2 separate regions of the Homo sapiens genome follow, and region 2 is linked to region 1. The links are chromatin contacts, found by Hi-C or POLR2A ChIA-PET in ENCODE. All regions are on one chromosome and are shown on one strand. The core of a region is the stretch at or near the end of the contact, and the rest is flanking DNA. Distances in the headings are between cores, read along the strand shown. Region 1 has its middle 60 kb from the start of KLF13. Region 2 has its middle 110 kb from the start of KLF13.

Region 1 (4,895 bases), core at 364-2,863:
ATATAGGGGAGTAAGAGCTAATGTAAAGTTTCAGAGAGAATCTGCAGAAGAGTTAAAACACTCCTCTAATGTAAACACAGGGGGAGGAGGGAGAAGGTGCAGAGGGTAGAGGGGACTGGAGGTAATTACAGTTGATGCTTGAACAACATAGGGGTTGGGACCGTTGATCCCCTCCCCCATTGAGTCAAGAATCCACATAAAACTTTTGACTCCTCAAAAATTTAACTACTGATAGCCTGTTGACGAGAAGAAGCCTTGCTGATCACATGAACAGATAATTAACACATCTTTTGTATGTGAGATATATTCTGCATTCTTACAATATGGTAAGCTAGAGAAAAGAAAATGTTATTAAGAAAATAATTATAAGAAAGAATATATTTAGTATTCATTAAGTAGAAGTGGATCATTATAAAGGTGTTCGTTCATTCTCATTGTCTTCATGTTGAGTAGGCTGAGGAGGAGAAGAAAGAGGAGAAGCTGATCTTGCTGTCTCAGGGGTGGCAGAGGCAAGAGAAAATTTACATGGAAGTGGACCCACGCAGTTCAAACCCATGTTGTTCAATGGTCAACGGTATTCATCTTTCATATTAGGAAGCCAGTGTATTTTGTCAAATACTCATAAATCACAAAGTAGGAGGACAAGTATTTTATTAACACTGAAGGGAATAACGACAAAAACAAATTAAAAACAGAAGCGATAAAAAGTTTAGTCCCCTAAAAAAAAAAAAAAAGTTTAATCCCAAGGTGGTAGAACTGGTGTGTGTGGGGGGAATGGGTAAAGAGACATTCTTATCATTAGTTTTTTTTTTTTTTTTTTTTTGGGATTTTTTAACCTTGTTCGTATGTATGATTAGAATTCCTGAATTTTAAAAATAAAACCAACAATCAAATTACTTCCAAAGTCCTTGAACATCATGACTCAATACTCCATAAAATAAACATATTTTACTGGTTTTCTTTTTCTTTTTTTTTTTTTTTTTGAGACAGAGTTTCGCTCTTGTCACTCAGGCTGAAATCTTGGCTCACCGCAACCTCCACCTCCTGGGTTCAAGCGATTCTCCTGCCTCAGCCTCCTGAGTAGCTGAGAGGGATTATAGGCACGCACCACCGCACCCGGCTAATTTTGTATTTTTACATGGAGAGACAGGGTTTCTCCATGTTGGTCAGGCTGGTCTTGAACTCCTGACCTCAGGTGATCTGCCCTCCTCAGCCTCCCAAAGTGCTGGGATTACAGGCGTGAGCCACCACACCCAGCCTTTCTGTTTCATTTTTAAAATCATTTTCACTGGCACTTTCTCAGTTTTACAACTGTCACCAACTGTACACAGAGCATGCATTCTATACCCTAGACATGAAGGGAAAACAAACAAACAATCAAACAAACAAACAGTTTCTAATGCTTACCTAAAGTTACAGTGCCAGCTGATGAGAAGAATAATAACCACCCAGGCCCATCATGTTCAGGCACTTCCAGGTACCAGGACAGATGACTTCGACTCCTTCCTGACTCGTGGCAGCATCCTTACCTAGTCTCAGATCAATGAAACCTGTTCTTGTTTTAAAGGCCTCCCAGCAAGGAGCTCAGCCTGTCTCCTCTCCGGCTGAAGCAGTTCTATTTTTATTCCATGCTGTTTGATGGCTCATGTCCAAGCCAGTGGCTGTGCTCCAGGTGCCAGACTCCCTGGCAGCACCCCTATTATGGGACAAAGCTCTGCCTGGTCCAGGCAGCAACCTGGTCACAGCCTGATCACAGGCTGGTCACAGCCCTGTCACGGACATCTGTGCACACTTCAATCTGCCCGTTGTAGGGACAGCCTGCAGGCCTGCCTGAACCTGGCCAAGCCCTGATAACATGCAGGAACCACATCTGTGAACCATGTCACAGACTGTCAAATTGTCAAACATTTCACACCTACAGTGAATACAAAGAAAGGAAAAACAAGCCCCACTTTTCCCACCACCCAGTTCTCGTACAGGCAGACCTCAAAGATATTGTGGGTTTGGTTCCAGACCACTGCAATAAAGCAAATATCACAATAAAGTGAGTCACACACATTTTTTGGTTTCCCAGTGCATATAAAAGTTATGTTTAAACTATACTGTAGCCTATTAAGTGTGCAATAGCATTCTGTCTATAAAAATAATGTACATACCTTAATTTAAAAATACTTTTTTTGCTAACAAATGCTAACAATCATCTAAGCCTTCAGCAAGTTTTGGTCTTTTTCCTGCTGGAAGGTCTTGATTCAATGTTGATGGTTGCAGACTGATCAGGGTGGTGGTTGCTGAGGTTTGGGTGGCTGTGGCAATTTCTTCAAATAAGACAACAATGAAGTTTGCCACACCCAATTGACTAGTCTTTTAGTGATGGACTTCTCTGTAGTGTGCAATGCTGATAGCATTTTACCCACGGTAAAACTTCCTCCAAAATTGGAGTCGGTCCTCTCAAACCCTGGCACTGCTTTATCAACTAAGTTTATGGAATATTCTAAATCCTTTGCTGTCATTTCAACAATGTTCACAGCATCTTCACAAGGAGTAGATTCCATCTCAAGAAACCACTGTTTTTGCTCATCCATAAGAAGCAACTCCTCATTCATTCAAGTTTCATCGGAAAGGAGTCTTTTTTCCTGAGCAGTAGATCTCAAAGTGGGCTTAAAAATATTCAGTAAACCATGCTGTAAATAGACGTGCTGTCATCCAGGCTTTGTTCTTCCATTTCTAGAGCATAGGCAGAGTAGATTTAGTGTATTTTTAATGGTCCCAGGATTTTCCGAATGGTAAATTAGCACTGGCTTTAACTTAAAGTCATCAACTGTGTTAGCCTTTAACAAGAGAGCCAGCCTGTCCTTTAAAGCCAGCCATTGACTTATCTCTAGCTTTGAAAGTCCTAGATGGGATCTTCCTCAAATAGAGTCAGTTTCATTTACATTGAAAATCTGTTGTGTAGTAAAGCCACCTTCATCAATGATCTTGGCTAGATCTTCTGGATAACTTGCTGCAGCTTCTATAGCAGCACTTGCTGCTTCATCTTGCACTTTTATGTTGTGGAGATGCCTTCTTTCTTTTTTCTTTTCTTTTTTTTTAAGATGGAGTTTCATTCTTGTTGCCCAAGGTGGAGTGCAATGGCACGATCTCGGCTCACTGCAACCTCCGCCTCCCAGATTCAAGTGATTCTCCTGCTTCAGCCTTTCAAGTAGCTAGGATTACAGGTGCACGCCACCACGCCCAGCTAATTTTTTGTACTTTTAGTAGAAACAGGGTTTCACCGTGTTAGCTAGGCTGGTCTCAAACTCCTGACCTCAGGTGATCCTCCTGCCTTGGTCTCCCAAAATGCTAGGATTACAGGCATGAGCCACTGCGCCCAGCCTAATACTTTCTTTCTTTAAACCTCATGAATAAACCTCTGCTAGCTTCCAACTTTTCTTTTCTAGCTTTGTAGCTTCTCTTAGCCTTTGTAGAATTGAAAGAAAGTTAGGGACCTTGCTCTGAATTAGGCTTTGACTAAAGGGAATGTTGTGGCTGGTTTGATCTTCTATCCAAGCCACTGAAACTTTCTCCATATCAGCAATAAGCCCATTTCACTTTCGTATCATTCATGCATTCACTGGAGTTAACACTTTTAAGTTCCTTCGAGAACATTTCCTTTGCATTCACAATGTGGCTAACTACTTGGCACAGCCTACCTCACCTTTTGAGACTTCCTCACATGGCTTCCTCACTAGCTTAACTATTTCTAGCTTTTGATTTAAAGTGAGAGACCTGTGACTCTTCCCTTCACTTGAACACTTAGAGGCAATTGTAAGGTTATTAATTGGCCTAATTTCGATATTGTGTCTTAGGGAATAGGGAGGCCTGAGGAGAGGGAGAAAGACAGGGAAAGGCAGGTTGGTGGAGCAGTGAGAACACACACATTTATCAATTAAATTTGCCATCTTATATGGAAGTGGTTCATGGCACTCCAATTACAAGAGTAACATCAAAGATCACTGATCACAGATCACCATAATAGATGTAATAATAGTAAAAATGTTTGAAATATTTTGAGAAATACCAAAATGTGACCAAGACACAAAGTGAGCATGTGCTGTTGGAAAAATGGCACCAATAGACTTGTTCAAGGTGGATTTGCCACAAATCTTCAATTTCTAAAAAACACAATATTTGCAAAGTGCAATAAAATCATGTGCACTAGAACAAGGTATACCTGTAAATCCTAAATAAATCTAATGTTGCAACCCCCTTGGGCCCCTCTCAGTCACCTTGTCCTGACTTTGGGATTAACCTTCATCATGTAGGTTTCATGCTCTTGGTCTATAGATACTCATCAGTTCAGGCTGCTAAAACTAATTACTATAGACTGGATGACTTAAACAACAAACATTTACTTTTCACAGTTCTAGAGGCAGGGAAGTCCAATATCAAGGTGCGGACAGATCCAGCGTCTGGTGGGGGCTCTCCTCCTTGTTTGCAGATGGCCACCACCTTCTTATATCCTCATGTGGATGAGAGAGAGATCATCCCTCTCACATCTCTTCTTGTGAAGGGATCAATCCCATTCATGAGGATTATGAAATCATGAGATCCACCCTCATGGTCTAATCACCTCCCCAAGGCCTTACCTCCTTAATGCCATCCTATTGAGGGTTAGAGTTCAACACGTGAGTTTGGCAGGGACACAAACATTCAGTCCATAGCAGGTATGGATGCATGAGTAGCACATGGCATTGCTTGGTGTGTTTGGTGCTCCTTTAGCAGCTTGCTTTTGTGGTGCAGCATGGTTTTTGGGTGACTTTGGGATGACACACTCAGCTCTATGTCATCCCTTTGCACCAACGTGTGGACAGCCTTTGGGCGTGTCTGTCCTTGTGTGGACATGTTGAGGGCATTTG
Region 2 (4,805 bases), core at 6-2,505, 48 kb before region 1:
TCACCTGTGAGGGCCTCCAGTGACCAGCATTCCAAGATCCTCTCCCCAGCCAGCAGCCACTACTGGCAGTGACTATGTGGAAGCTCCCAGTGCCCTTGGTGGGTATGAAACTGCTGGGGTCCATCTCTAACCTGGCCCAGTCTTTGCAGGGAAGGATGATAAATGGCCACTTGTCGCGCCCGTGCCCACACTTCATGAAAGTGTCCAGGGGATGGTCAGTCCACCTCAGATCGCCCTGGCAGTCAGGGCTGGCATTCCACACGTCTGGGGGGCAGCCTGAACTTTGAACACCCCACCCTCAGGGGTTACCTAGCTGACCCTGCAGCAGGGATCTAAGCCTGTGAGGATGGCAGCGAGTCCCTGAAGCCTGGTGACCTGAGCTCCGGAGCTCCGAGAGGATGGCTGGCTAGATATTTAGTTCTCTCTCCTATCTGTGGTAATGACTAGCAAAAGGGGGCTGGTCGGGTTCTTTCCAGGAAGGTAACATTGTCACACAGCATAGAGTAAAGGGACCCCACAACCTGCTGGGCAGTGCAGTAGCCCCAGGCCACACCTCTGTGAATGGAGCTTCCTGGTCTGGGACCCCAACTGGGGCGAGCGAGGGGTGAAGTGAGCAGTGCACAGCACATGGCATTCCCACATCCTGCACCCTCCCACCCACCCTTGCCTCACTCATGCCGGGCCCTGGGGGTGGGATGAACTGAGAGCCAGAAGTCCCACGTGAATGCAAAGCACTTCCACCCTGCTCACCTCCTACCACACCAAGTGCTGTGGTAAACACGCTCTCCCAGAGATGGGCCGAGCCACGGGCTGGGCATGGATTCTCACCATCATCTGCATTTAGAGGATACCAGGACACAGAGGGGCTGAGGGGCCCGGCTGCCACATGCACTCACATCCTCGGAGGCGTCACCCTGAGTTCCTCCTACTGGGACCCCAGAAACAAGTCATCCCCTAAGAAACCCCAGAGTCCCAGAGTGGTGCCTAGCTGCCTGGCCCTGTTCAGCTCTCACAGGTCCTGCCTACGATGGTGGAGGTGCTCCCTCCTTCCCTCCCTCCCTCCCTCCCTCCCTTTTTCCCCCGCCCTCCTTTCCTTCCTTATGGGCCAAGTGCATGTGCCTGCTCCACTGGGTGGAGCAGAGTGATCAGGACCCAAATTAAGGGACTCCTGGGGCCCTGCAGACATGACTCCTCCCGGCTCAGTGTTTGCCAAACTTAGACTATGATCCACTAAGGTTTGGACATAAGCTCAGTGGGCGGCGATTCCTAGAAAATAGGAGTGTATCACACGTAGGGTGAGTGTTTCATGAAAATGGCATAAGTTATACACATACATGAATAAATGTACATACATCTGTACATGCATGAATACAGCAACTATGAATGTATACTTTAATTTTCTGTAGAGATGGGGGATGAGTGTAGGGTGAATGTGTCTCGCATAAGGGTGAGTGTTTTTGTGAAATTGGTGCCAGTTTTAGATATCTGTACACGCCTGTGCATACACATGCATGTGGGGGTGCCGTGGAGATTGCATCATCTCCTGTGGGTCACAGCCAAAGACGTCTGAGCAACTCTCTTTTATTCTGTTTACTTCAAGAGAAAGAAAAAGTAACAAGCCAAAAGCCCCTGGGCTTCTCAGGAAACAGGCTGAGGGACACTTTCAGCACAGGATCGGAAGGTCTGGGGGTGGAGACACATCCTTTGCCCGCCACAGACACTGGAGGGCGTGTCGACATTGCCTGCAGATGTCCAGGAAAGAGCTTGGACCCTAGGGGGCGGAAAACCGTGGGTCTGTGACCTTGACAAGCTCTCCAGCCTCCCGGATCACCTTCCTTGTCTTCCTTGTCTTCTTTGTCACCTGTAAAAGATCGAGAGCCTCTTGAGGCCGTTTTGAGATTAAACACACCACCTGCGAAGGGTCCTAAGCATGACCCTAGCGAGACCCTTCTCCTAGTCATTCTCACAACCAAAGGTTTTCAGCTTGAAGAGAAAGCCCGAGCTGTCCCCAGTGTCCCTTACTGTGACAAAGGCCCCTCGGAACAGCCCCGCCCCCACAGCCTACAACACATTGAAAGGACAAAACATAGACAAAACTTAAAAGAAGTAAAAACACACACGTTGCACCCGCCCCGTCCCTTAGCGTGCATAAGATATACACAGGAAGGAAGTGGCCAGGGTGATTCAAGGAGGCTGAGCTGCGACGGCTCAAGGAAAGGAATATTTCTGACAAGTCCGCCTTGACTGTGGTTTTGAACATGATTTCAGCCCTAGTTTTGGCCAGTCCCCCGGCCCCCGCCAGCACTTGTGTCTGCAGTCTAGACACAGCAGCAAAGGGGGACACCCATGCAGGAAGGCGCCCAGTGGGCTGCCCCATGGCCTTGGGGTTGGAACCAGGGCAGGATGAGCAAAAGCTGCTGCGCGCCGGCATTGACGGGGGGCTGTGGCTGGGGCAGGGAGGCGTGGGCTGCTGCCCAATCCACAGGGCTGAGGATGAAGGGGAGCTCCAAGAAGCCTGCTTCCCAGTATTTTCCCAGCTACTGACTCACAAACAAACCTGTTTTTGATTTCTGCTCTTAACCCGCTTCAGGCCCTAGCAGGTCCAGCCCCGTGGAACCAGGGAGCTCCAGACACGTCATTCTCAAACTCAAAAGTCCCTTCCACGCCCCTGAGATAGCAAAGACCCAGTTCCAAGCCTCTCCCACCTCCATCCACAGCCTCTCCTGCTTTCCAAGCCTTTCCACACCCCAACTCTGGCTCAACTGGGGGCAAGCACCTGATTCGAACCTCCCTTGGGGGGTACTGTTGGTTCCCGGCCCTTCTTCCCAGTCCTCTATAAAAGGCCTGCCCATCCCCAGAGCCAGCTCAATGCCACCTCCTCTGTGCACCTTCCTGGCTCTCCAACTGGCAAGTCTCTCTCCTGCTGCCACTGATCCTGCATTTTACTGTGTGGGCAGCTGTATGTCCAGCTGTGTGCAGCTGTGTGAACCTGAGCAAGTCACTTACCTCTCTGAGCCTCATTTCCCCATCCGTAGAATGGGGATATTGAGAGTTGTCTGCTGAGATGAAGTAACGGACGCGAAGCAACGAGCCTGGCACACAGTCTTGGCACCAGCATTGTACCACCAGTGGCAATGATGGCAGGCCTCTTACCCTCCACTAGGTGGGAATCTCTCTGGGGTAGGACTTGGCTGTTCTCTCTCCATCTTCTCTTAGTTCTAAAAAGATTTCCTACATCTGGCAGGTGCTCAAAAAAGAAATGTGAGGGGTGGTGTCTCCTGGTGGTCTGGGGCCAGAAGATTCTTCACATGGCGAGGGCAGATAAGACCCTGAGCTAGGCAAACCACACCTTTTGCAGGAGGGGCAAGAGCGGCTGTGGGGCAGCTGTGGCCTCGGCTGCCAGGGACTGGCGTGGGACTGATGTCCCTTGCATGGAGCCTGAGTGGCCAGTCAGTGTCAGCCCACACAGGGGCACCACTGCTTCCAGACCAAGGGCTCAGGGAGACCTCACAGGGCTGGGCTCTCAGGGCAGAGGTATCTTTGAGATGACATTCCCTGGGGCCCACAAAGGTGCCATAGTCTGAGCCCACAGGCTGGACGGGCATCCTAGCCCATAGCCTTCAGTAGAACGGGAGGTGGGAAACAGGTGAGTTCTTCAACAGTCCTGGCTCACTGCCCTGATCGCATGTACAGGGTGCAGAGCACACAGGGACTGGGGAAGGGGGGGACCCTGGTGGAAGAGAGTGGACTCCCTGAGAGAAGGGAACACAGCTGACAGCCCAGGGAGACCAAGGTGGCTAGGGTTTTTAGGACAGAGGACCTAAACAGAGAGAGCTGGCAAAACACAGCCCTGGACATCTGCAAAGGGACTCCTCGGTTATTCACCTCATGTGTGTGGAGAAACTGCCTGGGGCCAGGGAAAAGCCACCGCATGGAAGTAAAGAACAGCAGCTGGAGCTCCCAGGGGGCTCCCACCAGCCAGAACGCATAACTCCTGATTCACTGGCCATTGGGCACAGTACTCAGTGGGTAGCCTAAACTCAGCCCTGGACTAAGCACTGCTCCACGCCCACCTAACAAATCATAAAAGCAAGACCCAACAAGATCAAACAGTTTCTCAGTAGCTTCATTGTATCTCAGAAAAAAAGCTCAAGATTATTTATGTGTTTATTTTTCTGCTTTGTTTTGAGGCAGAGTCTCGCTCTGTCGCCCAGGCTGGAGTGCAGTGGGCGCTGGAATCAGGCATGTGCCACCATTCCAGCTAATTTTTGTATTTTTAGTAGAGATGGGGTTTCACCATGTTGGCCAGGCTGGTCTTGAACTCCTGGCCTCAAGTTATCCGCCTGCCTCGGCCTCCCAAAGTGTTGGGATTACAGGCATGAGCTACCGCACCCAGCCTAAGATTATTTATAATAATACAAAAATATCCAGCATCCAGCATGGTAAAATTCACAATATCCAGCTTCAAATGGAAATGACCAGGCCAGGTGCAGTGGCTCATGCCTGTAATGCCAGCACTTTGGGAAGTTAAGGCAAGAGGATCGCTTGAGTCCAGGAGTTCAAGACTAGCCTGGGCAACAAAGCAAGGCCCCATCTCTACAAAAAAAATTAAAAGTTAGCTGGGTGTGGTGGTGCATGCCTATAGTCCCAGCTACTCAGGAAGCTGAGGCAGGGGGATATCTTGAGCCCAGGAGACTGAGGCTCCAGTGAGCGGTGATCACACCACTGCACTCCAGCCTGGGCAACGGAGTAAGACCTTATTTTAAAAAAAAAAAAAAGGAAAGAAAGAGAGAACAAGAAAGAAA

The links. Hi-C counts contacts between places; a loop is a spot of excess contacts on that map. ChIA-PET counts read pairs that join two places held with the same protein, here RNA polymerase II (POLR2A). Pooled maps may share reads with other maps.
Region 2: a map of lower lobe of right lung shows a loop between it and region 1 (7-fold over the local background). The contact joins two enhancer-like sites. A Hi-C loop is called at or near these places in 35 of 168 maps with a recorded cell type or tissue (B cell, CD14-positive monocyte, CD4-positive, alpha-beta T cell and 23 more), 31 of 37 single-sample maps with no recorded cell type and 30 of 50 pooled maps. POLR2A ChIA-PET finds 5 or more read pairs at or near these places in 27 of 52 experiments (AG04450, B cell, CD4-positive, alpha-beta T cell and 20 more).

The regions. Positions count from the first base shown.
Region 1 is chr15:31,384,694-31,389,588 of GRCh38, reverse strand. It overlaps a transcript of KLF13 not described here. Among named protein-coding and RNA genes, the nearest start is that of KLF13, 60 kb to the right of the region's middle. Within about 2 kb of position 1,613, at least 21 of the 41 ENCODE cell types and tissues checked have a DNase peak (open chromatin) inside an H3K27ac peak, as active enhancers do; they include CD8-positive, alpha-beta T cell, gastrocnemius medialis, heart right ventricle and 5 more, where a contact is called at or near this core.
Region 2 is chr15:31,432,426-31,437,230 of GRCh38, reverse strand. It overlaps a transcript of KLF13 not described here. Among named protein-coding and RNA genes, the nearest start is that of KLF13, 110 kb to the right of the region's middle. RefSeq lists an enhancer at 1,864-2,383. Within about 2 kb of position 1,255, at least 34 of the 41 ENCODE cell types and tissues checked have a DNase peak (open chromatin) inside an H3K27ac peak, as active enhancers do; they include CD8-positive, alpha-beta T cell, gastrocnemius medialis, heart right ventricle and 5 more, where a contact is called at or near this core.